Regions from separate parts of the Mus musculus genome. Here region 1 is linked to region 2. Evidence: chromatin loops called from intact Hi-C (ENCODE). Cell type or tissue: left cerebral cortex. All regions are shown on one strand. Each heading gives the region's core, and the rest is flanking DNA. Links, peaks and the distances in the headings are about the cores only.

Region 1 (16,166 bases), core at 3,092-11,091, 350 kb before region 2:
CGGAGGGACATCCAGTTTATGGGTAATGGTTTAAGGTTTAGTGAATCAAAAACACATGGATTAAATTTCCCTTAAAAGAACCCTAGGTTTAAAACTCAAAGAGCAAAAATGCTCTGGTCTCAAGCTAAGCCAAAACTTATTTTTTAAAGTCAGTTTGAGTTGTCTTAGGGACGCAAAACTTGGCGGGACTTTTCTTTCTCACATGAGCAGGCCTCTGAGGGGATGACCCAGTCCCCCTAATTTTGTTACACAGATTTACTCCATCTCTCTCTCTCTCTCTCTCTCTCTCTCTCTCTCTCTCTCTCTCTCTCTCTCTCTCTCTCTCAGAGTTTGGGTGACTACCTTATGTCAAAGGTCAGCAGTTGGAGTCATTTTTGGATCCCCAGGCCATGCTGTTGTAACATATAACTTCAAAACTGAATCTGAGATCCTAGGCGCTATCTCAGATTTCCAACTAGTAGGCAACACAGAATCGCTTCAAAACAGGAAAAGGGCTGTGATCCTAACATGTGCACTGCCTTACGAAGAATTATTATGTTTGTATTTAAAATAGTAGGAAGACATAGAGCTCATAATCTTCTTTTCTTACACAATGGCCTTCTAGTTGGGCACTTTATCTAGTTTTTTGGAGTAAAGCAAACAGGTCCGTACATAACCTGTGATACACAACCTTTATTCCTTTAGAAAAATAGATTGCAACACTGGCTGCTATGAAAGGGCCCTCAAAGCCAGCAAGGCGGGGCATGCTTTGAGTTTCAATAGCAGGGGAAGCAAAAAGGGGGTGGGGGGAGCGTAGTCTGATCCAAAATAAAGAGCCAATATTCCAAGAGGAGAGTCTATTCTGAAGGAGAGAACTTGGAAATGAAATGAAGTTCACATACAGAGTTATGATGGACTCAGGTTTCAGAAAACTAGGGCCTCGGTGGAAGAACAAAATAACTAGGTTATCCCGTTGCTTAGAAATGACCGTAGCCTGATGCAAAGCATGTGGACCAGTTTAGAGAACTATACGCTAATAGGTGATGACTGATAAAATATCCTTTTCTTTTCTGACTTAATTTTCCACAGTGGGATTATTATTCTTTTAAAGAAGTCTAGAAAAAAATAAGCACTTTATTTAGAAAATATGCTAAGTCTCTCTGGCTGGGCTGCTCATTTGGACAGTACCTGAAAGAGTCACACAGTAGGGCAGAGCTCAACCAAGGCCCCATGCTCGATCCCTCTCGGATATCTAGTGCTTTAAAGATACCAAGTCAACAGTTTAAAATTGGGAATTGTGTGGCTTCTCTTGAAAATTCAGAAGAGAAGAAGCACACTTCGGTGCATGACACACAGGGATGTCACGTGACAGCTCCAATGATGGATGCCAAGTAGGGACTGCCTCATCTGAGGTGGAACTTTCATCAGTACCTAAGAAAAATGGATGGTCTCATTCATTTAAGCTGTTTGCATATGTTCATAAAGGGCATAGGCAGAACAGAAGATAGGGAAAAGGACACAGATACAGGAGATGGGAGAACACGGCACACAGGCACACCATCAGCAACTGCCTTATTTACTGGCATCCACTTGTCACCCTGGAAAGGACCAGCATTGACTATAATGGTATTACTGTCCACAAATTTCACTGGGCCACGCTCAGGGCAGAAAGTAAGAAAGAACCTTCTTAACCTAATGGACCAATATTTCTGATGTTGGACCTGATGAATGTTGGGAAATGCCATGAATCAAGGCAATAAGACCTTGGTGTTCTTAACACCTGAAGTTCCCTGACCACATCTCACAACTTCTTTGCCTTGCTGTCTCAGAAGTACAGTCGGGTTTTCACCCTCACGATATAATTTATCTGACCCATAGGTCTTTACAGAATTACTATATGGCCCTGTAGCTACAGATGTTGATGCAAGTTAAAATGGAGAGTAATCTGTGCTCTCCATTGCACACACACACTTGCATACAACCACAGAAAGAAACACACATGCCTGGGTCTGTGATTTTCAAAGTTGATTGTTCTTCATTTAACAGTGCTCACACCTCCTGGTACAAATGCCACACGTGTGATTTTTTTCTCTCAATTATGTTTTATAGCTAATAAAAACACTTTCTTCATTTTGTCCCTTGAAAAGCAAAGTAGTCAGATTTTACTGGATGTTTTTATTAAAACAAAACCCAAGGGGAATATAAACGTTAAACAATTTAACGCAGCTGAAGAAATATCTGAGAATGGGCTTTCTGATGGAAGGGTAGATTACAAAGTCACTCACAGCTCTTAATCTGATAATGGGGCTGAAGACCCCACACATATGAATAAGTCATGGAGTTTTTAAAAAAAGTCTTTCTACAAAGAGAGAAAGTAAAGAAAACTAAAAGGAAGAGAAGACAGAGAGAGGGGGAAGGAGAGAGGGAGAGAGGGGGAAAGGAGGAGGGAGAGAAGGTGTGTGTGTGTGTGTGTGTGTGTGTGCGCGCATGTGCGCGTGCATCAGCATCAGCAGAGCCCAGCCATCAGCAGAGGCTAAGCCCCTGGCAACATGCACGTGCACACACACACACACACACACACACACACACACACACGCACGCACGCACGCACGAACACACACACACACACACACCTGCACGTTGCCAGGGGCTTAGCCTCTGCTGATGGCTGGGAATGAACTAAAGAGCTCAGAGTGTGGCTCTTTAAACTGTGAAGACCTTAAGATGAGCCAGGCTCAGCTTCTTGGAGGTTATGAAGAATTAAATAAGCAGAAGCAGGCTTAGCTATGTTAAGGTCTTTATGTTCCCTAATAATTATGGACTTTAGCTCTATTTTGTATCTGTAATCTCTGTCTACCTAATCAGACCGTAAACATTTCAAGGACAGAAACGTTTCATCGCCCGTGCCCAGTTTCAGATGCTTGCCTAGAACCAGCACAGCTAATGCTCACAGCAAAACTTCTTTGCTATTTCTGGTGAGAAAAAAAAATGTGAGTTTAGTCATGAATCAATATGTGTTAAGAACTCATAGTCAAAATGGTTCCAAACTGGCATTGGCCACTGCACCTATTGCATACTAGTGAGAGTTGCATGTTCTTCTGCACTGAGAAAAGGATCATGAAACTCTGTCCTGAGGGCTCAGTATCTGACAGGAGTTGCGACATATACCGGTCAGGGAAAGGAAACAGCTCCCCTCGAACTTGGGTTTCTGCATTCAGTTTGTTGCTCAGGGGCAATGATAAGAACTTAGGTGCTCCAGGCACAAACACAACAGGCCACAGAATAAAGGGAAGCCAGTGAAATGGCTCAGCATTTAAGAGCAGTGATTACTCTAACAGAGGAGTAAGCTTGGTTCACGGTACCCACATGGCCGCTCATTCAACTACCTTACCTTCAGTTCCGGGAGATCTTCTGGCCTCCATGGCCACAGGCACACACATGCATCCAGGCAAAACACATGTACACACCCCAGCCCCCTCCTGACCATCCCTAAACCTCATGTTAGTGAAGAAGAAACCAGAAAGCTGTGTGAAATGGGAGTTACAGAGATGAGGAGCAGAGGAGTATAGAGAGGGGATCTGGATGTGTGATTAGTCCTGTGTGACCACGGGTATGACAGCAGATCACTACTCTGTCAGATACTGAGCCCTCAGGACAGTTTCATAATCTTTTTTTCTCAGTGCAAAATAACATGCAACTCTCAATAATATGCACTAGGCACAATGTCCAGTGTCACTGGGGCAGCCACACAGAGCTTCAGCCCCTTCTGTGTTATCCTCTTTGTTCTGAGAAAACCTTTACCTTATTACATAAACTTGTAAGAGAAAAATCAGACTCATCCTATTTTGAACTAATTATTTCCATCAACAGCTTTGTAAATTGACTTTTCAAATATAATTCTAAGTGCAATCCTCATTTTTTTTTTTAAAAAGTTTAAGACAAATATGGGACACTGTTTACATGGTCTTAGAAATCATAAACTGTAGGTATTTGCCTTTTTGAGATAAGCTATAAACACTTTATTTTCCTCTCATTATTGACTTAAAAGGAGTACAAATGTTAGACTTCCGTATCAACTGCCTGTTATTTATACTTTTTAATTTTACAGATAAAGCTTGCCCTCAGATCCACAAAGCCAGTAGTGCATCTCTGGCGTAAGTTCCCTGTTGCCAATGATCAAGAACAAAGCAGTCTCGGGAAAGGCAGTACTTGCCTGATCATCCTCGACATGCCATAAATCCATCTTGCTTACAGCGGAATGTGGCTAAGTTAATAACTATTGACTGAGGCCCTGCTGAGTTTGAAAACTGACCACAAATTTTAAAGCACCTATTGCACTATGTAGGAACACATTTTTGGTACCATCAAATTTCTTATTGAAGTTGTACGTCTCATGTGTGTTATTTATCTGCTCAGAGGAGATAAACAGTGAGTATATCACAACCTGAAATGACAGTGACAAGTCTGCAATGTGTAACAGAACCCACTCCTGCTCCACAGTGGAAATTTACACTTGTGAACAAAGCCGAGGAAGCTTCCAGCTGGAGAGGAAAGCTATATACCTGTAAATAATCCGGGCAACACTAACACTGGGGCATAAAAGCACAATTTATGTCCCAGTAGCAAAGGGAAACACCGTGTACATCGTTTTCAGATCATCTCCATGCAGAGGAAATTCATTAGTCAGCTATAATAGTTGAGCTATAAAGGAAAATAACGTTCTGCTGAATCCATTTGCATGGCAATGTGTGTGTGTGTGGCTGGCTGCTGGAAGCGACAGAATAAACCTCCACCCAATGCTACAAAATGCTGACAGTCTTCCTAAAATTCTGTCTATATTCTATCCAGTTACAGCGTTTACAATCTCCTCATAGTCATGGACCGTTTTAACTTGGCCATTAGAGCCTCCTGATTATTTTGCTTAAGAAAGTTGACAATTTTTCATTCTGCCCCAGAGCTGCTTTGAACAGAAGCCTGTGATAAGGGAAAAGCCACTGGACGAGCATTCATGCGTGAGCCCCTAGAACCCCTGCCAACTGCCAAATTAGCAAATGGCTCTTCTAAACATAAAAAGGTAGGAAATGGGAAACCACAGTTTGGAATAAATTCTGCATTGTACTTTCTTTGGTCTTTTAATAATTACACCGCTACTAGCCAGACTACCTGACCTCTGGTTATAATGTATTTCACCTCCACTGAGTCCCAGGAAAAAAAAAAGATAAAGTGGGATAGAAAATGATGGATCACACCCTCCGTGTGTTTGCCAGGAATAAAAAATTCAGACCATCCCAGAAACACCTGCCCTTGAGAAAGACACCCCCACCCCCTCCTCGCGCGCTCCCTCAAGGCAGATAAAGCAAGACTAGGAACAAGGAAATAGCTGGGCTCAAACCTTGCCGGCTGTATCACCCTGGACAGGGTGACCGATCCCTTCTGTAAGGGCTGAGTCAGATCCCAGAGGTGAAACTTGCAGAGCTACAGCAGCCCTGGAGCACCTAATGCTCTTGGCGCCCCTGAGTCACACAGGTGGCCGTCAACAACACTCCTTCTAAAGCGACAAGCTCAATTCTAGTTTGCACCTCCCCGACCCCATACCTTCAGTTTCCTAAGCCCCCGGGCTCGCACCCACCTCGGTGGTCTTGTCCTCCAGAGCAGTAGCCAGTTCCCTTAGTGGAACAAAGAAAGCAGAGGGGCTGGGAGAGGCTGGGTGCCTGATCGACGCGGCTGGAGTTTGTACCTTGGGGTGCCCGGAGCGCGCGGCGCCGAAGTCAGCCGGCTGGGGACCACCCGCGCGCTCCGCCCTTCTCCAGCGAGTCAGCGGTCGCCCAGCATCTGGCTCCGCACAGGGTCACCCGGGCTCGGACGCTGCGGGCGGCGAGGCCGTCCGGGTCACCTGCGGCCCGGGCCGAACCCCGCCGAGCGCCCTCGGACTGCTCCGCCCCTTCCCACACGCGCCCTGCCCGGCCCGTGACTCAGCCGGGCAACAGCGGCGCCCGGGCGCGTCCGGGCTGGAGGCGAAGAGACCCGGGTACCCGCCCCAGCACGTGTCTGTTCGTCCCTGTCGCTCTAGGTTTGTCCCCAACGGTCCCTCCTGGGGCCCGAGATGGGGACTGGCACCACCCTTGGAGGGTTGGGGGGGGGGGGGTTGGCGTCCCCGCCCTTCCCGCAGCCAGTACGCTTAGCCCGGGGGGTCGCACTTCCTCAAGCCCCGCCCCACCCCCCGCCCTCGGCAAGGTGAAACTTTCTAGGTGGAGAAGTTTCCCTCTCCCCAGCTATGCGCTTTCTCTTCCTCCTCCAGTTCTGGAGTCTGAAGCCAGCGCAGAGGGAGATCAGTGGCCCCGAGTCTCCCCCTCCTGGTGCTCCAAAGTCACCCGCGCAAAGCGCACGCACCCCCTGGCGCACCCCGGAGCTGCAGCCTCTCTCACGCCCGAGGTGGCGGCCCCGCACTCACCCGCGTGGACAGAGATCTAGGCGCCACGGAAACAAGGCGCTCATTGTCACAGACAATGTTGGGAGTGCATGGACGGATTGTCCCAATGATTTCATTTTGCAATCATTATCCCCCTAGTATAATTTCTCAGATTTCTGGAAGAACCCCAGGAGTTTAACCCAGGGGAGGCTTCTGGTTAATTTTCACTTTTTTTTCCTCATAGCTGGACACAGGGTAATTAAATAGACAAATGGACACAAGGCGGTTACATAGACAAATAGCAACTAACAAATCCAACACATAAGTTCAAATCTCGAATATTAAAAGAAATTGAAAAGGATTTACTTAGGAAGATTCGTTTATTAGAATCGTTTCTAAAATTTTGCATTTCCCTACAAGGATACAATAAGGTGAAAGGATCTAAGGAATCCATTGCCTTTTAGAATAGGAGTTCTTTCCAATTGTCAGAAGAGCTGATTCGATAATGGACATAGAGGTATGTATAGAAGTAACTTTGAGAGTCATTCAAGCCACAGCCACTATACAGGTGCAGGGGACACGTCTTACACACAGAGCAAAGACAAGGAAGGTCTCATACATTTCTTATAACTGCGCTATGTATGTGTTCAGTACATTACCAGACACTAGACAGAGCTATTTCAGTCCCAAGAGCAGTTTACCTCACCACTCCTCAGTTTGATGGAAAAGGAAAGTTCCTATTACAGTTTTGGAGGCCTGCACGGAATCATTTTGCAGATGAATAAAACAGCCCGTACGAATTCCTAGGAAGCTCACACAGCTGGTATTAAGAAAGCCAGGGTTAGAACCCAGTTCTCAAATCTCCTTCAAGGGTCTATACTATGTCCAGGGGTTCCAGCCAAGCAAACTTGATTCAAGCGGGTCCTTCCAAATATCACGCTATTCATGAAGGTTGTGGCTCATTCTGAAACTCTGGTGTTACTGGTTACAAGGCCCCTGGCCTTTAAAAAGCCATCTTGATTAGCTTGAAAGTTTATAACATCTTTCAATAGAAGGTGAATAGATGGATTTTACACACACACACACACACACACACACACACACACACACACACACACACACCGTAGTTGTCTAAATGAATGATTAGCGTGCTGTTTCTATTTCCTGGTTTCCATAGCAATATGTTAACTGGATTTTTTTTTTTAAACATCCCATGTAGTTGCCTTAACAGGTTTTCCAAGTTTGAGTGCTATGATTAAAAATAGAAAAACAGAACAACAGCAACAACAAAAACAATTAAAGTTGTATAAAGGCTCAGAAAAGGCAGTACAAACAAACTGAAAAGTGGATTATACATGCAAGCATTCTATTATAAGTTTTTTTAGAATAGAATTTTTCCCTGCTTTCTACTCAAGGACAAATTTCAGTTCAGTTTTAAAAAATGGCTTTAAAATTATGTTTTTGATATGTTAACCATAAACCAGAAGATATTAATAGTTTATAAAGCTAGCTAAAAAATAACATAATTAAAGGAATGACTGTAAAAGTTGTATAACTTTTACACTCTACCTGGACTCATTTATTAGGAAAAGTATTTCCCATCTTTAAAATGATAGAAGCAGATAGTTTCTAAAGATGGCAGGACACCCCCTAATTCCAAGCTTTTGCAGCCAACTTTAATTGCTCTTTGACTTTCTTAGCGTCTGTGGCATGGGTGACACATTGGATGATGAAGTTCTACTGGTATTTTCCTGACCAACCAAACCTCTGTGGCTAATACTGTTGCCTGGCTAAGCCAGCACCTGTTTCCAAGCAGATCTCCCTCCCCTGACTTCCCTTCTCAGTCTTGAAAAATTTTCTCCCAGAATCCCTTGCAACCAGTGATAGCCGCGTGATGTCTGTCACGCTGGCAGTGAAGTCCAAGGTGAAATCTGATGGTGCCTTTAGAAAGGGGTTTCGTTTCTTGCTTAAAAGAGAAGATGCAGCTGAGTTCAGAAGTAGTGTATAAAGGAGAGCTAGCCATTCGATCACCGTGGAAGAAGTTAATGCTGACACTAATGTCCATGTTTGTGGGAAAAGCAGTTTAACCAGACACTAATAGCCAGGGCTTTGTCACCTACAGTCTTTAAAGAACTCAGAATGGATTTGCTCCCTGAAATGGGAGCAAGGTGTTCCTTCCCTAAGCTGAATCTGCATAGTAGTCAGGGGTCACGAATTAGTGAGACTTTTCTCTGCTTCTTGCTAGCTAACTGTGGTAACATATGCATCCCAGCATCTGGCAAAACATCAGTGGACAAAAACTGGGAAGTTTTCTTGTCTACCAGCTTGTAGATAACACACAGAGCTAAGCTGTTACAAACTTACATCTTAACCTTGAATTGGGCCTAATAGCTTTGGTCAAGGGAGACGGGAACTGCCACCTCTTCCTCTAACTACGCTGCATCCTTTCTGACTGGCTTCGGCACATCAAAACTTGGATCTCAAGATCTTGTTACATGGTGTGCCTTTTTAAATACAAGTGGAGGTAACTTCCTTAGGACAAAGTCTTGTTGCCTGCAAGTGATGAAGGGGGCTCGCAGACACAATAGGTTTATAAAAAGGTTTTGGTTTGCTTTTTTTTTTCTTCTTACAATCCAAATCATGGTAGAAAAAGCATGGGCTCTTCGGTTTGTCAGCAACCTATAATCATCTCGTGTAACACGTGCAGATTTCGGCTCTTGACACCATGCTCCCGTTTCTGAGGAGAAACTATGACCTTGGCCTCCTTGGGTTCTTTTGTGCGTTCCGGCTCCTCAGGTTCTACACCTCCCCCTCCGTATCACTTCTGTTGCAGTGTCTAAGAAAACATTTCACCTAAACCAATAAAAGATTTAGATGATGGCCCCTTCTGCTGTTTCTGAGAGTAAATAAAATCTGGGAATGGAGGGTTTCTATTAAGTTTTGGAACACATATCATGTACATTAGAATAGTAAAAGTTCTAAAATTCAGACTGGGAGAGAAAAGAGAACAGAACAAAGAGAAAATTCTTCTTATCTTCACTCCCCCTACCATACTCCAAACTTAGTTCATTGCAGAATGCCTCCTGTGCTCTTAATACCCAGAGAAGCAATTTCCTATGAAATTAGTTCACTAGATAACCCATTTTTAGGAAACCTGACTTTAAAGGAAAGACAATGCCAGAGAAATGGAGGAATAGTTATGCCTTCGGTTGTGGATGATGGTGAGAAGTGGGTCCTTTGGGTATGCAATGCTTTGAAGTGGCTTTGATTGCCATTTACTGATGTCTGCATCTCTAAAACTGTTTTCTATTAAGACACTAAGGATGTGATCAAGCCTGTTCAACGCTAAGGACAAGAAGACTACGTGGCTACAAACTGCAGGCATCACGGTTATAACCTCAGAAGACTGAGGGAGGTGCAGGTAGAACAATTCAGAGTTTCTAACACGGTGTATGCTGTCATTTTGTTAGTCATTTGATTTACTCGGGTTAACCTAATGTTTCTGCGTTTCTCAAGCAAGGGCTTAATTTTCCTTAATAGTCATCGGCGTATTTGTCACATACTTGGATTTTTTCTTATGTCCTCATGATATACTCCAGACCATGCATCACCCTCCCCTTATACTTAGGAAATCAAGCCTCAGAGAGATCCTGCAGCTTAGCCAAGGTTACACAATTGGCCCGAGGCTGCTATTCTCATGACCGTGCCTTTCCACTATAATGAATAGAAACTGTGAGCATGAATAACAGTCATTTAACTTGGAGTGGCAGAGCCTACTGTTGCTTGTTAACTTCCTTTCTTCTCTGGCCACGAAGTCAGCTGCTACTCAGGACAAGACCATTCCTCTTCTGCTTGCCTGATCCTACCGGACTGAAGCTACAGTGAGGAGCAAAGGTGCTGGTTCCTCTGGGTTGTCCATCTGAAAAGCACTTCCCAGGCTGGAGCAAGCCCCTGGGCAGTCAGGACAGGGCAGAGATTATTTGAATTCGGAAAAAAGAAGAGGATGTTTCTTTCCCCCAATGCCTTTGTTTCAACAACTTCAGAATTTTCCCTTGGGGTGTGTATTTGTACATTTTCTGTTGCTCTGCAAATAACTATAAATAACGTATAAAGGTGGCAGCTTTCTTTTTTAATCAAAATTTAGGAAACCTTCAAGATCTGGATAGTCTCAGCTGTTTGAAAAAGTCCCATAGACTGTTTATCACAACACGGCAGAGAAACTCACAAGGATCAGACATCATGCAAAAGGGAGCAACGAATGTGTGGTATGGCCTGGTTTATAACAACTCAGTCTCAAGAGAACGGAATCTTTCTGCGACACCAGCATTAATTCCTTCTGGAACGACGGTCTCAGTAACTGCGTGCCTCAGAGGTTCCACGGGGCGGCACAACCACACAGAGACCATGTTTCCAGTTTAGGCATCGCTGAGAGACAAACTACAGCTAAACCACTATAGGAACACAAGGACTGTGGGAAAGGAAGGGAGCATCAGTGGCAGAATAGACGATCCTAAGGGAGCCTTTACAGGGTCTGTCCTCTAGAAGAGCAGAAATGGATGCCAAGACATGGAGAAAGCCCTGGAAAGAGGCTCCCAGAACCCTTTCTCCTGTCAGTACCTCCCACCTCAAAGCCATAGCCACTAAGTTTTCTTTTCTTTCTTTCTCCTTTTACCTTGTGGCAAATTGGTGAAAGTGGTCTTAGAGAAGACAATTTTCATTTTTATCCAAACAGCACTAGAGTGGTCATTTCCTATTTAGCCCACATCTCCCATCTGTTGATCTAAAACTCAGCACTCGTGCCTAGTACTACAAAGTTGACCAAGAACGTACAGCTGGGAGCTCATAGTCTCTAGTGGAGAACCTACTACTACGACTACTCTGCTAAATAGACACATTATCAAACTGCCTTCTAAATGCTAATTACTTTTTGTACCCACTGAGTGGCACAGCTTTCCGACCCTCAGTGGATGGTGGTGAAAACAGGGACTCACAAGTAATCAAAATACAGAGAATAAAAGCCTGAGTAATGTTCAGCCACAGATTCCATATCTCACATCCCCACATCCCAAGACTCACGGAAGGTCATAAAAGACCCATGGAGAAAGACTGTATGAACCTGAAGTTAGGGGACTATTGCAAAACTGTAACCTGGATGTGGCACAGCTGTCGTGCTCACGAACTCATAGGAGCTGAGGTGGCTCGCACATGACCTGCACAAGATCAAGCTAGACAACATTCCAGCACTGATAATGGAGGCCCCATGAAGTCCCATTCCTGGCTAAGATGCTAAGGAAGCCCATGACTACTGGAGTGAGGTACAGGGGATGGGGAGTCAGCTTTCTTCAGGAATGCAGCTCCTGGTTGCCAGTGTTCCAGTCAGTGGCCTTGCACCCATAAACCTAGGCAGCACTAGCTGATGGAAAGAACATTAAATTGAGACATGATGTGGAGGGGTTGGGAGGAGTTGGAGGTGAGGAGTTGGGGTGGACATTAAGACACATTGTATGCAGGAAATTCTCAAAAAGAAATTGTTTTTTAAGATCTCAGTACGTTTATAAAAGCTTTAGTCTATCTTAGGAAATAAAGAAATCAGTAAAAATAAATACAGGGGCTGGAGAGCTAGTAAAGTTATTTCTGTGTAACTTCAAGAACCTGAGGCTAGACCACATAAGTAGAAAGCTGGGTGTTAGCAGTATACACTTAAAATCCTACCTGGGAAGGAGAGGGGTAGGTCCTGGGCTTTCTAGCCACTCAACCTAACTAAATAAGTGAGCTTGAAATCCAATGGGATTCTCTGCCTCAAAAAAAGGGAAGAAAGCTGGAATCAACCTCTCTCTCTCTCCTTCTCTCTCTCTCCTTCTCTCTGTCTCTGTCTGTCTGTCTGTCTGTCTGTCTCTCTCTCTCTCTCTCTCTCTCTCTCTCACACACACACACACACAATTTCATTTGCGAATCAGCATTTGTTTATGGCTAGTCTTTTTTTAAAAAAAATGTGTCTGTCACTATTGCTGATGCCAAGAAGCACTTTGCTGACAGGAGCCTGGTATAGCTGTGTCCTGAAAGACTCTGCCAGATCCTGACCAATACAGAGGTAGATGCTCACAGCCAACTATCAGGACCCAATGAAAGAGTCAGTGGAAGGATTGAAGGAGCTGAAGGGAATTGCAACCCCATAGGAAGAGCAATAATATCAACCAACCAGACACCCCAGAGCTCCCAGGGACTAAACCACCAACCAAAGAGTATACATGGAGGGACCCATGGCTCCAGCTGCATATGTAGCAGAGGATGTCTTATCTGGCATCAATGGGAGGGGAGGCCATTGGTCCCATGGAAGTTCCATGTTCATGCTCCAGCATAGAGGATGCTAGGGCAGGGAGGTGGGAATATGTGAATGGGGGAGCGCCAAGGGAGCATGGGGGATGGGTAAGGGGTTTGTAGAGGAGAAATCGGGGAGGGGTACAACATTTGAAATTTGAAATGTAAGTAAATAAAACAACCAATATCAAAATAAAAATTAAAAATATGTGTCTGTATGTGTCTTTGCATAATTACTGCAGTTCTAGATCTTACTGCTAACACATTGAGTATTTGGGTAGTTAAGTCCCCAGGGATCAGTTTCTCCAGCTATAAGCAAGGTCTTAAATCCTGATGAAAATGATTTTAAAAATGCCAGGTTCCAAGCAAAACTGTGTATAAACCGCTTCATGTGAAGTAAATAGAGCAACTCATGTCTGAATTCTAGCCAGCAGAATGAGGCTTCTATGAGACAGAAAGTATTCAGGGTGTGGTTCTTATTAACTACCGCACAGTCCAAATATGATAAAATTCCTTTCTCCTTCCAATACAAATAATTAAATAATCAGCTTAGGGATAGTGGATTTGATGAGTCCAGAAGTAAATTAGGCAAGTCAAAAATAGCTATGAAATTGAACAGTTTAAGGAAAATTATGTAAGTCTTATGGAATTGAAAAATGATAGAATGTTTGAAGGGTTTTGGATAGGATTACTGAAACTAATATACATGATTGATATGTTCTGAAATATAATAAACATGGTTGTATTAAAAAGACTTTCCAACACTTTTACATTGGCAAAAGGTTGGCCTTTTGTTTAACAACCTTAGAGTCTAAACATAATTACTACTAATATATACTCAAGCACACAAGAGAAATGGCAGTACCTCCAGACTAACCTCAGGTTGCCAATGAAGAATTAAGGAAATAAACACACAAGCGAGGGCCAGAAGTGGAGAGTTGGCAGTGACACAGTATGTTTCGTTCACTGGCCTATTGTAAACATTTTGGCCTATCCAGCAAACCCAACCAAACTCCACACAAGAGGCAGTTGGAAACTAACCTACAGACAAAACTGTCAGATCTGATCAAAATCATCTGCAAACTTTTAAACTTATGCTGGAGGAACTTTCAAGGAGTGTATAACCTGAATAAGCAAAGACATCTTGTTAAAGCCTTCTCCAAGTGTCGGGTCCATCTGCTTGGTCTGAGCGCCCCACGCGAGAGCTGTTATCAAGGACTGTCAGCTCATCGCTTCTCCTGGCAACCAGTGGGTTTGTCAATCTAAAGTTAAGAAAACACAGTTTATTGTTATCACACAGTCTGAAAACTTTCTGTAAACACTTACTTGTGAGTGTGTGAAATAGTCTGTGCAAGGGCCAGAATACAACATGCAGAAGTGTTCTCCTGTCCACTATGTGTGTCCTGGAGATTGAACTTGGATCATTAGACGTGGCAGCAGGCATCTTTTCTTGAGAGCTGTATTGTTCTATATTTTGATGACATACCAAAAGTTTAAATAGCACCAGAGAGATGGATATTTAGAAATCATTTTATTAATCTGATCAAAGAAATAACGTGATTTATATTGATTTTCAATATTTGTTCATTTGCTTCTATTAAATTATCCCAAATCCATCAATTTTTATAACATAAACCTGTATTTTATGAGAATCATAACTTGGACTGAAGCAGCTGAAAATATGGAATAAAATATTTAAACGTATCAAGTCTTGAAATACATCAAGTAGGTTTTTATCCAAATGATTATTGAGTCCTGTCCATTGCCAGAGAAATTTCTTAGTGCCTGGGGCTACAAAAATGAATCAGTTGTGGTACTTAACACTGAGAACCTAACAATCTGGCATGAAGACAGACATGTAAATCAATATACATGACACACTTGGCAAGCATGCCTCACTTTTAGGAGAATTTTGTGGTCTAGAAGATATTGTGAGGAGGACTACTCAGGTCCCTATACTCAGGTCATTCACTATAAAAAGTGAATGAGCAACATTTTGCCAGTAAGTGAGGGGATTAAATCTTAAAGGATGGGGTAGACACACAGATTTTAATTTTTCCACTAACATAGTCTTTGTACCAATCATTTACATGGCATTTACATTGTATTAGGTATTACAAGCAACCTGAGATGAATTAAAGGATAGAAAAATTACCTCGGTCATATGCAAATGCCATTCTGCTTTGTAACAAAGAAAGGGACTTGAGTACTTTTGGATTTTGGATGCCAGAGAAGGCGTAGCAGCTGGTTCTCCAGTGATATTCAGGTGTTTGGTGTTGGAATGCTACCTCTCAGTGGAACAGTCCATTTTTATGGACCATTTGGAACATGGTGAAATTGAGGCAGGTTCCCAGAGACAAGAGCTTTTTGTTTTGTTTTGTTTTGTTTTGTTTTGTTTTGTTTTGTTTTGTTTTGCTTTGTTTTGTTTTGTTTTGTTTTGTTTTTAACTGCAGAGGAGCAATGATGAAAGTGTGCTCTAAGGTAGTCATTGCTGGGACACAGGGCTGGGGGAAAACTGGATAGGTGCTTACAATGTGGGATGCACAAAACCATACAAATAGGTCAGAAACTGAGCAGAAAGGCTCCCCTTTTACCCTAGCAAAGCACTCTGTTACCAACTATAGGTAAATATTATTTTTATGCTTCAATTATAATTTTAAAAATTGAGAGTGAAATGTTCATTTTCGTCTTTAAGTGCTATACAAGCACACATTCACTTGGGACTTTCTCAGTTTGTGGAGGAGCCCTTGCTTGAGCTGGCATAATGGATTGTTGGAAGTCTCAGCACCACATCAACTAGTATAGCTACAGTCTACTCAGTTATATTCAGACCGGTGGGTGTCAGGCCATCTATTTTCATGAAGTTCCAGATTGGAGTTGATATGAAGAGAAAAATGCACGATTCTGGGAGGTGGAAGAGGAGCAACTGTCATGTCTTCTGAAGATTCTTGTCACTTATTTGTGGTAAGAGGCACATAGTATGATGTCAACAGATTTCGGCTCATCTGTGCTTTGTCCTCATGGTAGCTGTGTACCTGCAAAGGGCCACTGTGCTAGATCAGATTCTGTGTTGAGAACTCACAGAGAACACAATGAGCTCTGAGACCCCATCACACAGCAGGGAAGGCGGGTTCTCAGAACCCCTGACAAGTCTGAATCCTTTCTAATTCTTCTCTGCTTCTTCTCTTCCTCCATTTGTAAGGTCCAAACCTCCCATGCTTTCCCCACAATTGTATAAGAGTCAATTACTACAATGATTTTATTTATTTAATAATTTAGTGTGAATCTGTGTGGATACATGCATGCATGTGTGTGCCATTGCACATGTGTGAAAGTCAGAAAATGAATGAGGACAGCTGGTTCTCTCCTTCTAGCATGTGAGATTCAGGGATTGAGCTCAAATGATCAGGACTTTGCAGCAAGCTCCTTTTTCCACTGAGCCATTTCTCCAGTTCATGCA
Region 2 (16,166 bases), core at 3,460-11,459:
CAGACATAGCTAATTTTCCTCCCTTGTATTTGTGCCCCGAGTCTATGGATTTTGGTTCAAAATGAGCCCTGCATCTGGAAATGGCAGAATCAACACGTTTTTTATTTGTTGACTTTGATTTTTTTAAAGACAAATCTTAGGGCTGGAGAGATGGCACCCCATTTCAGAGCACTTTTGTCTTGTAAAGGACAGGTTCCCAGAACCCATATCAGATGGCTCCCAGGCATAGATAAGTCTAGGAGATCTGATGCCTTCTGCCTTCCACAGACACTTACATGTATGTAGTTCACATCTCATATTGGCACAAATACATATACACATAAATAAACAAACAAATATCTTTAAAATAACAAGTGACAGTGGGGTTATTCAGGTACTTTTAAGTTCTTTTTAAATGAAATGTGAAATATGTAGAAAAAACTGCAAAATATTAAGCAATTAAATGTTTCATACAGCTTCCACCAAAATTGTCACTTTTTTATTTTGAACCAGATTCTCATGTATAGCCCTAGCTGACCTGGAAGACTCTATCTAGACCAGGAACATAGAGATCTGAGTACTTCTGTGTGGTGATACAATATTATGAAATAGCTCACATTCTAAGAGACTGGAAGCTTTGCTGGGTCTCACAGTCAGAATTAATAATACCCATTGAGGTCACTTAAGACTGATAGCCTCCTGTACATTCAACTTGCTTGCTTAACCTGACTTTAAGAAAACAATGTAGCAACCAGCCTCATTTGCTTTGGATTTCCTATGTAATCAACATTTAAAACCTAAGCTATACTATAAATGTAATCTTAAATTACATGGTCTTCCATGCCCCTGGCCCAGAAAAATGCATGTGTGTCATTTGCTAAAGGCAGCAGATACAGAGGTTGAGAGCAATCTTCTAAAAATGAATATCCACTGTAAATGTTGAATGCAACATGTAGATACTAGTTGATAAATGATGATATTTGTGATGCTGCTTGTTTTCTGGGTCAGTTGAAACCAGTGACTTAACCTCCAGTGAAATTCTGTTAAACATTTCTGAAAGGGTGCCATTCCTTTATACCATGTGACATTTCTATACTGTTCAATAGAGAACCATTGATGGGCACAGACACACAAAGAGACAGACACAGCGACAGACACATAGACGCAACCGAAAGATTCACAGGAGAGTATTCTCAGGCAAGTACAGATTCAGACTCATAGCAGACAGAAAGAAAACATAAGACACAGGTAACGCAAAGTAGAGAATTCAAATCACTTAGTTAGGTGATTCCAAAGGAAAGTTCTTTTCTTTCCTTAATGTGATTTTCATTGATTTTTTTTTATTGATTTCCATAATGTGACTTGGAGTAAATCACCAATGTGTTTAATCCATGCACCTTTCTGCCTCAGTGCTGGTATCCAAGGCCTGGCCTTACTGAATACACATGGTTCCGTTTGCATGACTGGGATTCAGGCTTGTCCGCTATGCTGCCTCCTTCCTTCTGGGATTCAGGCTTGTCCACTATGCTGCCTCCTTCCTTCCGGCCACTCTGATTCTTGCTTAGGAGTGCAATGGCCTTTTCCAATGGCCTTTTCCTCCCAAGCTCTTTTTCTCTTCTTTCCTCTCTCTTCTTTCTTCTGAGGATGCATGTGTTGTCTTAATCTATTGGGACTACTATAACAAAATGTCATAGACTGGTGGGCTTATAAAACATGAAAATTCACTTCTCACAGTTCTGTAATTGAAAACCCCAAATCAAGACTGTGGGTCTGATGGGGCTTGCTTCTTCATAGACAACCAACTTCCCTCTCCGTGACAGGTGACCTCTTCAGTCTCTTTTATAAGAATGATGAAGGCTTCACCCTCATAACCTACTTACCACTTCTCACAGCATGAGCATCACAGGCTCATGGGTTCAGTATACTATCACAGTCCTTGGAATTCAATGAGCACTGGCAGTCGAGGAAATGAACAAGCCCAGCCCTGATGTTTGCTCCCTGCCATTGGAGGGCTGTCTGATTGGTCATTTACACCAGTTATATCCGGTGATGATGTCACACTATTGACTGGAAAGGAACTTTTCAAGAGAGTCAACATTATAATCATATGAAAACAGATTGCTTTTTATGTCTCTTCTCCTACACTACTTGGGTATCTTTTGGGATATTTTGTACAGATGAGGAAAGGAATAGGGTTTGGCTTTTGTCCTCTAAGTAACAGCCCAAACCAATGGGCATCATGCACATTTCCATCTCAAATATCTAAGGTTGACAATTCAGAGTGCATGCTCAGAGTATTGTTTAGCCATGAGAGGAAAACTTGTGGCATGTGGATATTCTATATTTCTGAAACATTAGTAATTCTCTATAATTTGGGAAAATTTATGACTTTGTTACACTTACCTTTTAGAGAAAATTTTAACTATGAAATTTTATAGAAAATTTAAATTTTAGCCACACATTTTCTGTTTCCTTGTTCACCCAAAATGGCTTCATTGTTTATTCTTATGTCTACAGATATGTTCTGCTTTCATGAAATTCAAAAGGGAAGATAACAACATCTGAGAGACACAAACTATCTATTTCCTCTGAAATAAAACTTCAAGCATGACAGCTAGTTATAACTCACTTTGCTATGTAAGTGCATACTGCTGATAAGCAAACCCATATTTTCAGCTCAGTGTAAACCTGTAAAGAACGTGGTAGGAACAACATTCTCACGTCTGTCTATAACTTTGATAAACGTCCCTAATCATGGAAGAGTCTTTGCTTTCTTACAGTTAAAGCTGTGTTTCTTTTGACCTTTATATTTGTTCAAGAGAACTGGCCAAAAGCTTTGACTGTGGTACCTATGCGTTCTCACGGCACGTCTTTCCCTTCAACTCACTGCTGAACTGTTTCTATTACCTCTGTTGGAAAGCTAGGGCATCTAAAGAGGTCAAAATGGGGCTATTTCCTAATCAGAAGCCTCAGGGCTTTAGTGTATGCAGCTCAGTTCCTGTCCCTGTCTCCAGACAATATTTGAGGAGTAAACTTTTCCACAGCATAGTTTTGTTTTGTTTTTTTATATTGCCCTCTATTCTTTGAAATCAACTGTTGAGCTAAGCTTTAGATGTGTCTTCTGTTCAAATTCGTTGCATATAGATTGTGGCACAGAACTAGGGTATATCATTCAATCTCCTTGCCAACTGTGATTCATAAGAAACCCCTTTCCTGACTGCTAACAACTCAAGAGCTTGAGATACCAAGGCCTGAAGGATCACAGATTTTGAGTGTGTTTGGACCTGGCAGGAACACACTGTTCATTCCAGGTTGGGGGGAGGGGAAGAAGCACAGTTTACAGTTGTAAGATAGGGTGCAGCAATGTGTGTGTGTGTGTGTGTGTGTCTGTCTGTCTGTCTGTCTGTCTGTCTGTCTGTCTGTCTGTTTCACTTCTTTAATTTTTCTCCTGTTCTCTTTCTGTAAAATTTGAGGCATTGTTACTGTTCTGAACCTCTTTCTCCATTGTTAAGTATCAAGCCAGTTAAATTCACTGCAGGACCATAGTCCAGATCCAACACTCCAATCACAGTTTGATTTGGGATGCTGAAGTATGTGGTGGCTTCAGTCAGCATGACCATACAAGGCAGCTTTGAATTCCTCATGGTAGCCTTTTATTACTGTTTTTAAGTCTCCAGGCACTGCCAAACATCTTGAGCTTTGTGGAATGATTATAAACTTTATAAAGATAAACCTTTGATTCCACTTTGAAATTCTGCTGCAGCGTGCCAAAATTACAATAAAATTGCATATATTTCAAAACCAAAGACCTATAAAGCCATTTGGATCATTCAGTCCTACAAAGAAAAAGAATGTTAGTATCATTGTGCAACTGATAAATGGGCATTGCTGACTTTCAGAAGAAAACAGAAAACTCCGAAGTAGTGCTCGTGGCTGCAGAGCTAGCTTATTTTCTGGACTGGCTGCTTGCATATTCTTTGCATATTTAGAAAGCTACCCCTTTACAATCTCTAAAACATTTGTTAGAAACACTTCATAATGTGAGTTTGTTTCCCTTGGCACCTCGGCTGAGAGGATCTTGCTTTCAGCTCAGAACTGGAGGAGTTTTGTTAGGAATAAAAAGATTTCTGTGTGTAGCAAGTGGTGGTGCTGCTGCCGCTGCCAGCCTCCTTGTCAGGTAGGAATCCCCATGGAGCAATTCCTTAAGGAGTGCCCTTCCCTGTGAAGGATGAGGTTCTTGCAAGTTGAAATCACGGAATGGGTAAATGAGCAAAGGCCACTACTTTTATGTGGTGCAGACATGGTGATCTGCCATGGTGGCCATGAAAGGAAAGAAGGAAGGTATGGATGCTCAGCCAGCCAGTGCAGGGCTGTGAGCAGGGTTCAGATTCTGGGGCCCAGTTGCCACAGTCCCAATTCTAGCTCTTTTGCCTACAGGCATGACTGTGGCCAAATGATGGCCGAATGGCATTGATCCTCAGTTACTTTTTATTTGACAAAACGACTTACCTCAAGGCCTTGCTGTGAGGATTAAGTGATAAGCTGATGGAGTCCAGAGCAGTTGCTCTCAACCCTTGAGGGGATTTACAGGACACTGTCACAGAGGTCACATATCAGATATCCCTGCATATCATATATTTTCATTACGGTTCATAACAGTAGCAAAATTACAGTAATGAAGTAACAATGAAATAATTTTATGGTTGGTGGGGTCCCCACAATATGAAGAGCTATAGTAAAGGGGTCACATCACTAGGTAGGCCTAGAGCCACTACACTAAAGATTCTGCTCAAATAAACATTATGGCAGTTTTAGAAAGCAAAGAAAGACTTAACGTGAGCTTAGTATTTAAAAAGTCAGTCTAATTTGCTTTAACTAGAAAAAAATGCTCCAAATCTCTCTCTCTATTTCTCTCTCTCCCCCCTCTCTCTCATAAACACATATACACATACAACTCACCTGTGCCAACATAAACATGCACACACTTGCACACACTAGCACAAGCACATACACAAATATACGTGCACAAGCACATATACATATGTGTACACATACAGTCACACACATGCATGAGCATACACACACATGCAGACACACATAAACAAGTATAGTCATGTGCATCTACCTATATCCATACAAACCACACACATGCACACACATAGTTCATTTTCATACTAGTAACTCATCCTTTGTCAAAATCTAACAAGGCTTGGAGAGCTGTCCAAAAAGATTCTTGTGTATGTGAGTATGAGGCAGGGGATGAGGGGAGGTTATGGAAGAGAAAGGTGAGGCAGAGAAGGAAAGGGCCTAAAGGGAGGAAGAAGAGAGGACAAAAGAAATAATGGGGGAAAGAATGACAAAATAGCCCATGTTTTCTAGCATATGGGGAATCTACATTTAGTAACATCTACATGTAGATATATGTATATAAGATGGGAAGGTGGATAAGAGAGGGAGGGGACAGTGAGAGAAGACAGAAAGGAGATGGTGACATGGGACACAAATTAGCAAAGTACAAATTATGCATGCATATGAAAATATCATAATAACAAGAAATGAAGAGAGCACTCCACATTGGAAAGAGTGTTTGTGATGAAGGCAAATGCTGGGTGCCTGGCCTGTTGGTGAACATAGAACACAGCATGGAAGCCATGTTCAGAATGACGTCCAATTTTCTGCAGCAGCACTGCACCGTCTGCCAACTCTCCTCTGTCCCCAATTCAAACTCAGTAGCAGAATATAGAGTGAAAAGAGGGGTGTGTGTGTGTGTGTGTGTGTGTGTGTGTGTGTGTGTAAAACCATGCTGTATATATTTCCTAGACAGAGCTGGCACTAAGTTTCTTAGAATGACAATTTTCAAAGTTTCACCCTTATAGCTTATCACTTGCAATTAAATGGAAGTAGTTCATTTTTAAAATTTGACTTAAACATGTAAGACATGATGTAAATTTCTGATTGTGAATGCCCTCACATGCTAAGTATTGACAAACTTGAATGTCAGTCACTATGCCCTTATCTCTATTGAGGATTAGAATTGATGGTTCGTTTGTTTGAATACGTGATTCATATGTCTTTGCTCAAGCAGGTCTGTGATATTAAAACAAAAATCAAATCAAATCAAATCAAAAAAATAAAGCAAAACAAAAAACCAACTCAGGATCTTTGTGAGCACATAAGAGAAGTCTCAAACTAGGTGGATGAAGTAGTGTAATGGAGCAGGCTTCCAATGGTACCAAGTTAAAAAAACAAACAAGCAATGAAGATGTAAGGGTAGCACTTCCAAATGTAGATGACAATGTGCGTCTCACAAAAGGGTAGGCGAGGAGGCTGGATTAGTACTTGATGCTCTAAGTAGTGGCCTAGAAACGCTATTTCCATCCTGGACGTTGGCAAAAGAGTAAAGAGTAGATCAGAACAAGAGCTCCGAAACTGTGGATCATTGGCACCAGCTTCCCCCAGAAACTTGTGAGAATGTAAATCCTTGTGCCATACCCAAGATTTACTGAATCAGAGAGTGTGAGGAATAGGTTCCAGTTATTTCAGAAGTCCCCCAGGAGACTCTGAGGCTGCTCCAATTAGAGAACCAATGACTTATATCAAGAGTGAGAGCATAGGCAGGAAGTCCAAAGACAAAATTACAGTCAACCTCAAGATGGTTTCTAGTTCTGAAATGAAATTCTGGGTATGGTGATAGAGACAGTAGGAACAGACTAGGCAAATAACTGTTTCAGATAGCAAGACAATCTGAATGGTAAGAATGCATGGGATTAGCTAGTACTGTTCTAGGGATGGTATGCTATGGCAAAATAGCAATGGCCTGTGGCTTAGAAATGAAAGAAGAAGAAGAAGGAGGAGGAGAAGGAGAAGGAAGGGGAGGAGGAGGAGGAGGAGGAGGAGAAGGAGAAGGAGAAGGAGAAGGAGAAGGAGAAGGAGAAGGAGAAGGAGAAGGAGAAGGAGAAGGAGAAGGAGAAGGAGAAGGAGAAGAAGAAGAAGAAGAAGAAGAAGAAGAAGAAGAAGAAGAAGAAGAAGAAGAAGAAGAAGAAGAAGAAGAAGAGAAAAAGAAGAGAAAAAGAAGAAGGAGAGAAGGAGTTGAGGAAGAAGAGGCAGGAGGAGAAGAAGGAAGAAGAGGAAGAAGAGGAAGATGGGAGATGGGGAGAGGAGGAAGGGATGAGACTGTGGGAAGAGCAAGCCAAGCCCAGTAACCAGCCACCTTGAACATGTCCCATTGTCCCTTATTCTGAAGGGACATATATTTCCTGTCCATTTAAGTGAATTCCTGCCTAAGGGTTGTGTTCACAAATGATGTTGTGTCATCCCACAAGCTAACACTATCCCCAAACTTCAGAAACACGCATGAGAGGAGAGCACATCTGGATGGAGAATCAATCTAAACAGCTACTGCAGCCATCTTGGTTGGTTGTAAATGCAACAGCTTTTCCCCCTGGTTCATAAAACTGTGTTGGTTGAGTACAGACCTAGCCCTCTGGGTATAAATTATGAGAGGCTAAGTTAGTCATAGACACTATTTATTTTTACCTTTGATGGGATAAACACATGACTTATTTGTAACCAGTGAAATAGAAGCGTAGGTAAGTCGGCTGGGGAATTCTGGAAGCAATTTTTCCTCCAGTCTAGAGTGTAAGACATTCATTTTCCTCCTTTCTTTCTTATCACGTATGCTGTGTTAGGGAGGGGTGCCAAGGAAGTGACAAGGCCTAGGATGGAGGCCCAGTGGAAGACAGCAGAGTGGACAGAATGACAGAAATTCATGGGAGACGACTCTGGTTGGATGGCAGTCCCGTTTACATCTACAGAGACTCAGTTGTTTTCAATTATTGCTCCGGCATTCCTGATTGCTCACCTTTTTCTAGGAAACTACTGGGGCTGAACTTCAGCAGGTCTGCCAGCCCCTTTTATCCCAGGCATCCAGACTTGTCAGGCTCATTTGGAAACCAGACACCCATTCAGCTTCGTTAGTCTCCTCATCTGATCCCCTCTGTTCCTGAATTCCTCTTTATACTCAGAAATCTTAACTGCTGTGAACTGGAGACTCCCCTATAACCAACGCCTCTTCATTTCGTGGCTGAATTGAACTCCTAGATCTATCTCAAAGTCTCTGGTGCCCCTCCCAGGCAGGTTGGTTGCAGTGCCTGAGAAGTAGGTAGTTGCTTTCCTTAGGCAGTCTCTCTTATTTGTACTAGTTTCTTTTGATTTTTGAGAGTCACAGTTTTCTTTAAGCATGATATAGCGGCCTTAGACTTTACCCCCTATTTCTTTTCCAATCATTCTATTCCATTTTTTGTTGTGAATGTTTAAAAATTAATTATTGTGTTAACTAGCGACTCCAATGGCATGCTCCCAATGAAAGGGCAAACTAATTAGACAAAGCTACTTGAGCATTCGATAGTACAGCGAGAGGGAAAAAGGGCACTTCAGGCTAGAGTGCTGGAGTGTGTGATTATATCCCCACATAATCCAAGGATGTGGGATCTTTGAGTACATATGAGTCTCCATTTTCTGTTAAACTTCAGAAATTTTCTCCACGTTCTTTGATAATGTCAGTCCCTGGCTCATGCTTTCTTCCCTTTTGTTGTTGTTGTTGTTGTTGTGTGATGACCTCAACAAACACATGGATTTTCATACAACACTTGTGCTGATTTTTCCATCTTCCTAAAATCCAGTCCCCTTGCCTTCCTTCCTATCCAGCTGTAACTGGAGAGGAGATTCCATGGGATCTCCCCATGTGTCTGTTTTGACTCCTAAGCCCAGATTTCTTTTGAATTCTACCATGGTATCCCAGTCCTCAGTCAGATGTTATTTATGGAGAATTGACTCCAACGTGTCTACATGCAATAGCGGTTGACTAGCAATGGTAACTGGGTAGAAGGTGCTTTTGTTACTGGGTGAAGGGCAAGACATCCTGTGGAAATGCACATCGAAGAAAGATCAATAACAGCCTTTATAAATGTCATTTAAAATGCCATTCAAAACAACCATAAAGGTTAATGGCATTTTGTTTTGATTGTTTCAAAATATATTATCAGATTAAATAGAAGCTACGATGACTTGCTTCCCATGAAAGGACAGAATAATTAGCCACAGTTATTTAAGCACCGGTAAATATATGAAAAACCAAAACAACACACCCTATTAATCAAACCACAATGCCTGTCAGGTTGTGTGCTAAAACTTCTATCTACACAACACAAGGAAGCAGGCCTTTTCACACAGGTAAGCACTCAGTAAAGTCAAGAGTTAACATTGAACAGTTACCAGGGGTCAGGAAAGGCATTTTTTATGCAGTCAGGGACAGTCTTAAGTGTTCTAAAGAGTTACAGACAAACTCAGAAGACAAGTTCAGATATGCCAGGTCATTTTAAGATGAGAACTTAAAACTGTTCTTGGGTGGTGGTGTCTCTTTGGTTACCATAGCAAAGTTGGAAGAGCTTAAACACTACGTGTTACAAATTGCTTAAGAATGACTCAACCCTGACTCTCTTGCCTATGGTGAAACTCGTCTGAAACACTTGAGTCAATTTGGAAATCTATGCTTAAAGACCAGACACTGCAGTATGGTCAGGACTTATTAAAAAGAGACAATCTGTAATATCTTGTTTAAAATAAGCAGAAAGCCCCCGCGCTTCACCTGGGCAGCACAGTAGACCTAGCCTGGTGGCTTGGGTACAGGAAAGCTGATGGGTTCAGCAACTCCAACCCAGGCCCAGATCCAGGGCTTTGAATATGCTCACCCCAACATCTGCCCCATCTGTGAAATGCTGGAGTGTGTGAAGGGGCCAGTCCTGCAGATCCAAAGCTGCAGAGTTTCCACGACACAGACCGACAACAGGATATCTGAGAGAAACCCCAGTGAGATTCCAGTATTGATAGTATAGCAGAAGCCAGAGGCCTCAAACCAGACTCATTGCAATGAACATTTGGAAGTAAAGAGGTTTGGCCAAAGGAATACCCGTGTGACACATTGTGACACACTGCAGCTTCCACAGTGAGATTTTTGTTGTTGTTTGTTTTGTTTTGTTTTGATTTTGAGGTTTTAATTTTTTTATTTTTATTTCTATTTTTTGAGGGGAGGTTGCAAGGATGGAGAAGATACCCCAGGACTTGAGATATAGATGCTGTAAAGGGGTGACGAGATGAGTGGGATTGGGGGTGCATGGTGTATAATTCATATACAATAAGAAGTTAAAAACAAAAAAAATTGTTAAAAATGTCCCAAATGTGAAGGCCAACAGGACACCTGAGCGACTGGGATTCCATCAGTGGAAATTACATATATATATATATATATATATATATATATATATATATATATATATACATATTTATATATATATGCAAAACATCACTTTCTCAAATCCTATTTGTATCCAAGATTGTTCTATTTAGAGATGAACAGTGTACGTGCAGCCTCCCTGAAGTAGTTCACAATCAATGAGCATCCAGGGAGGGTATGAAGCATCTCTCATGGACCACTGTGTAGAAGCTGATGCTGAGTCTGCATCTTCCTTTGAATTTCCTGGACCCCAAGACATTTCCCCCTTCTCCTTCCTCACTGAACCCACTGCTCTTGAGTTCCCACTGCTGTTTGGAGGACAGGAAAAGCAGAGATCACTGTCATGTCTTTTAATATCCAAGATGATGGCTTTTGTGGAGAAAGAGGACACCTCTGGTATTGCCTAAGTACCAGCAATTGTTCTACACTCTCTCTTAGTGAGCCTTTTGCTACTGTGAACTGTAATGATGTGGTTGTCAAATTCATGCCGTACCAGGCATAAAAAAACAAACAAACAAAAAAAAAAACAAAACAAAACCAAAAACCCTGTAAGATCTGCTTCTGAGAACTGACCTAGAATGATTTTTTAATGAGAAAAAGAATATTAATCTATCAATACCAGGTAATTAGAATTTAAAAAAAATGTTCTACATGGTTCACATTTAGTAAAAGAAACACACAAATCTAGATTTAAAACTTCCATTTTCAACTTCCAGGGAATTGCTTAGTGTTGGATTTTGTAGTAAGGGAGCTCAGTCAGGGTTCTATCCCCCCCTCCCCCCAGCCTGGGAAGATCGCTCTGTTGCTTCACTGGTCAGTTGCCTCTTCTAGCATTTGCTTATTGCTTCCACAGTAGTTAGTAGTCCTCAGCCTTCCTAAGCCTGTGACCTTTTAGTACAGTTCCTCAGGTTGTGCTTAAGCCCCAGCCATAGGAGTATTTTCATTGCTCCTACAAATGGTAAAGTAATTACCTGTTTTCAGATGGCCTTGAGACCCCAGTGAAAGGGCCGCAACACACAGGTTGAGAACCAGTGTTGTAGACTCTTGAAAAGAGATGTGTGTATGAGGCATTTTCTTTTATTGCTAATGGATGAAGGCGGGCCCAGCCCACTGTGGGCGGTATCATTCCTAGGCAAATGTGCCTGAGTTGTGTAAGAAAGGCAAAAGGAACAAGATGGTAGAAACATTTCTCCAAAGTCTGTTTCAGTTTCTGGCTCTAGGATCCTTTCTGAGTTTCCCTCAATAAGGGATTCTAATCTGTAAGCCAAATGCCCTCTGAAACTGTTTATGGTAATGGTGTTTATCATAGCAACAGAAGCAAACATGGGCATCAACTAACAACAAACATGTCCAGGTATCTTGAGCACCTCTTAGACAAGGAGGCCACAATCTTATACTGCAAGGGCAAACTAACTACTGAGGGGAGATCCAGGCCTGGTGGATCTACACCATCCCCACATTTCATTTGTTCCATGATAGATACATGTAATTATTCTTAGTGAATGACACTTAGTGTCACCCTCATTCTGTCTCAGTCAGAGGCATTGGGACAGCCAGCCGGAGGACTTGGGAAGAGTCTATTCTGCTTTAGCCTCACTTTGCCAATGGGGGGGGGGGGCATTAAACATTATAGTCAAAATGGACTGGAAAATATCTCTACTATTTAAGGCAAACCAAGGCAAAGATAAGAGTAAAGTGGTGTATTTCACCAGGGCATTGTATGCTGAATTGGATGACAACTTTCACACCGTTCTGTGTGTTCAAACTCCAAACGGTGCTTTTCACCATCGGAGGAGCCAGAATGCAGATGGGATTCAGTGTGCTTGTTGAGTAAGTACTTAGGGATCTATTCCATGAGTGTGCCTCTATGTATGAGTGTGTCTCTATGTATGTGTGTATGTGTGTGTGTGTGTGTGTGCTTCTCACACACAGAGCAGCAGTACTCAACAGTAACTGAAAACAAACAAACAAAACACCAAACCAAACACCCTGATCATGGGTCAGAAAAACTAAGATTACTAAGACACAAACATTCAGAGTGGGGGCAAGGACAATGCGCAGGATGTGTGCTCAGCACGCACAAAACTCTGAATTTGACCAAGAAACAACATAAAACAGGTCCAGGGTATACTGGTGAAACCCCAGCACTTGGAGAAAGAGACAACGACGATCAGAAGTGCAAGGTCATCTTTGTCTATGTAGCGATTCTGAGGCCATCCTAAGATACATGGGACCCTATCTCAAAACAAAACAACCAACCCAGATTCAAACTGAAGAAAAAACCCACGCATACAAAGTCTGCTAATAATCTAGAATCCAGACCCAAAAATACTTAGGAAATTTTATAAGATCCTATTTATAGCTAGGCATAATGGGGCACACCACTTGAAAGCTTAACATTTGGAAGGCTGACACAGAACTGAGAGTTTGAGGTAGACTAGTCTGGGCTACCTAGTGAGACACCGTCTCAAAAAAAAAAAAAATCCTCCCAAAACAACTAAAAATGCAACACTTGACTCCTTTTAAAGTTTAACTAAAAAAATAACAGACTCCTGCATGACTTAAGAATTACCAAAAAGTCCTGGTTTCAGTCTTTATGAAACCCACTCTTTATCTGCAAAGACAAATCCAATCTGTCTGCCCTAGCTGCAGCTGCCTTTACTTTTGTCAGGAATATTTTTACTCTTGGAGACAGTGCCCCCTGCTGTACATGACACTCAACTGCAGAAGGATTTTCCCACTCACAAAAAGGACATAGAAAGACAATTATTAAAGTGAAAGAGACTTTATTTTCAATAACATAAGTCATTCCATTTAATATTTATAGTGCATAGTTATGTATGAATGCATACAAGGGAAAACATTAAAAACACCCAAGGATGGGAGTGCACAGGCAAAGAAAATAGCCTTTGTGTCTACAGCAAGCTCAGAGGTAGCACAAGAGAGGATCCATCTGGTAACACCATAAATCATGCAAAATTGAGTCAAGGCATGGCAGAGAGGTGATATTAGCACAAGTTACAATTCCCTGGGTACCAAAACCTATACATATTCTTTGGGTTTCAAAAAAAAATAACTAAATGAATGGCCTACTTTTATGTTCTGGGCAAAAAATAATAATCTCTAAGAGCAAAGTGCACATATTGTTCCAGCCACACACATAGAAAATATGCAAGGCCACAGATGGCGGTCACTAGATGCAAAAGCGAACATGGGGAGGTGAGGTAAACAGAGAGAGAGATGCAGTGAGAGAGGCCCCTCTGCCTCACCAGGGGATGCAAAGGCTTAGGCAAAGGAACGCCCATCGTGGACCACGCTGTCTGCCAGAAGGATTCACCGAGCTGATGTCACCTTGTCATCCATCGATGAGGCAGGCTATGTGCACAGCGTCATGTCAGGCAACATGCAACTTCCTTTACATTTCCCATGTGAAATAAGCATAGAAGTTAAAATGGTCATCTCTCCCAGGACACTAATTTTAAGTGATTTCATATCTATCACTTAATATAAATTTGGCACTAGGAGTATGCAGTTATAAGGACTGATTAAATTCAAGCTTCCAATTCAAAGATTTAATTAATGTATAGAAATAAAAGCTACAATTCTTTACTGTTTTTTTTTAAATCATGAAAAGTCATTTAAAATTAAGACAGACAAAATTCATAAGGTTAAAAAGAAAAAAATATTAGACAAAATATTCTGGTTTATTATGTAGGGTTTTTTTCCTTTTATTTTTTTTTTCAAACTGCAGTTTATCATGAAATGCAGGCCACTGTGGACAGCTATGGCTCCATACGGCTTGGTACACTCCTCTTAGGACATCATCCTCTTACACTCCACGGAACAGAAAACCATCCCTTCTACGGGCATGAACTTCTGCCCGATAAGACACTTGCTGCAGCAAGAGCACAGGAAACACTCTGTGGATGCGTGCCAGCTGAAGTTGTTGTACGTTACTCGCTGCACTTCCGGGTCGATGGCATTGTGGCATCCTTGACACACCTGCTCAGGAATAAAGCAGAGAGAAGAGGGTTAGAGACGGGCCATACCAGCTGCACCTGCACCTGAGGGCAGGCTGAACCTGAGTCTGTAGATGGTTAAGTTTTAAGAGGCTATAAAAGATGTACAGGTGACAGTGACATCTTTGTGAAGCATTGTAGCCATCAGGGACCTACGTGTGTTGAGAAATAGCCGGTAGCAGGAAGTCCATCTACAGGTGGACTACCTTAGATGTCCCTGAGGTGTTGTAAATTGTAAGTTCTGATGGCAAATTCCAAAACACTGCATTTTTTCCCAGTCAAATTGTAGTAGATTTCACCAAAATAACTAGCAGGAAAGTCTGTAAGATTATTTTCCCTCACTCATTAACGCTTTGGAGTGGTAACATCCTATCTACGACATGGACGCATCACGCTTACGACACTGATGCACATGGTTATTGACGCCCACTAAACTAAAATCCTGCTCAAAATAATTAAGGATTCGATGAAAACTACAAACAGTACTTAAGAAAGAATGACACGTTCACGTCATAGATACGACTTGCAATTAATTAGCTTCTGCTCTGCCATAAGTTTAGTCATTGCTTATCTCTGATCTCTGCCATGAACTTTCCCTCCCTGCAGCACTCTTTGTCTTGTTTTGTCTTGGAAAAGATATTAGTCTGGACCTTAGTTCCTCATACTCTTCCCTGCAACTCCCACGTGCTGTGATGCTGGGTGATTTGGGTAGCGCTGGGGATCAAATCCAGGGCATCATGGATGCTAGGCGAGTACTGTGCTAACGGAGGTATATTCCTAGTCAGTATCCTGTGTATGTTATACTCCAATATACAAGTGAGGTAAACATGCGCATAATACTCTCCATAACTGAGCATACACATAAAGAGAACAAGAAACAAGCCTTTGTGTTATAGCAGAAAACTACCTCGTGGAACGCTCCAAAGCACCAGAGTCATTTGCTTATATGTGATCCGAATAAAAATGTGAAACATCTAAACTCTTTGTTTTCCAAGAACTGAGGGCATACCATACGGCACTGATCTTGTCTCTTGGTTGGAAGTTACTGCAATGAGGACGGCCACTGTTGGGCATTGAGATGATCCATAGTACACAGCCCCTCCAGACCCGAAGTATACTTTTTGTATACTTTACAGCTGCATAGCTTCTTACTACAGAGACTCTATCTACAGGTCAAACAACTACCTCCTGGCTGGGAAATGGACATACTTTCTTTGCATGCTGCAGATAGGAGTCCTGAATGCAGATGATATCCAATGTTAAAGCAGAAAGTTCCCCCTGAATCTACAGCTGCACCAGGCAAAACAGTTGCTCTTCGTGGAATTTCTGTAGTGTAACAGCTCATGTAGAATGTTCTGGTTTTCTGTGCTTCATATTAGCCTTTTAGCACTCTAAAACTGTGTGACAGAGGAGCCATTTCACATGGAATATTCTATTTCCTTATGATTTACTTCCTTTTTTTCTTTCTGTTTGGTCACATTAATTGTGGATCCTTTCATTATTAGATAAGACATAGCTTTTTCATTTTCAGTATACAAAGGAAGACAAAACTATTCAATTATATGTGAAGTTAAGGGGATTCTTTAGGTCAAAGAGCATCAAATGAATATACAAACGGCATGCTGAATTTAGGCTTATGCTTCCATACAGCTTAGCTTCACAAATGCAGTCGATCACCACGCACCTTAGAATCTTAGATACGATTCCAGGTAGGTAATACTAGCAGATCCTTGCTTCCCCCAAAAGCTCAAAGCTCTATGTGCATGAAGACCCTGCATGGGGACTATACCCATTCACCAGTGTGCCTGGCGTGCATTTCCTGTGATGCAATTCTCACGCAGTTCAAAGAGCTATGTCCTTCCATCCCACCTAATGAT

Evidence for each region. Hi-C counts contacts between places; a loop is a spot of excess contacts. Peaks named below come from ENCODE experiments on the same cell type or tissue, not always from the same donor. Only the 100,000 strongest peaks of a DNase experiment are listed, where the experiment ranks them.
Region 1: a loop joins it to region 2, with 2.1 times the contacts of the local background. A loop is called at or near these places in 8 of 42 quality-filtered maps.

The regions. Positions count from the first base shown.
Region 1 is chr6:17,453,691-17,469,856 of GRCm38, reverse strand. Met (met proto-oncogene) reads right to left here and starts at 5,900. Exons shown (of 22, transcript NM_008591.2): 1 at 5,609-5,900. In left cerebral cortex, for the core only: a CTCF peak has its summit at 6,337; DNase peaks (open chromatin) are centred at 4,744, 5,438, 5,878, 6,328 and 1 more place; H3K4me3 peaks cover 1,724 bases.
Region 2 is chr6:17,102,699-17,118,864 of GRCm38, reverse strand. All of the region lies in intron 1 of Gm4876 (predicted gene 4876), which reads left to right. It overlaps Tes (testis derived transcript), which reads right to left. Exons shown (of 7, transcript NM_207176.3): 7 at 13,040-14,272. The coding sequence ends at 14,084. Among named protein-coding and RNA genes, the nearest start is that of Gm15473, 45 kb to the right of the region's middle. In left cerebral cortex, for the core only: a CTCF peak has its summit at 8,117; DNase peaks (open chromatin) are centred at 4,062 and 8,080.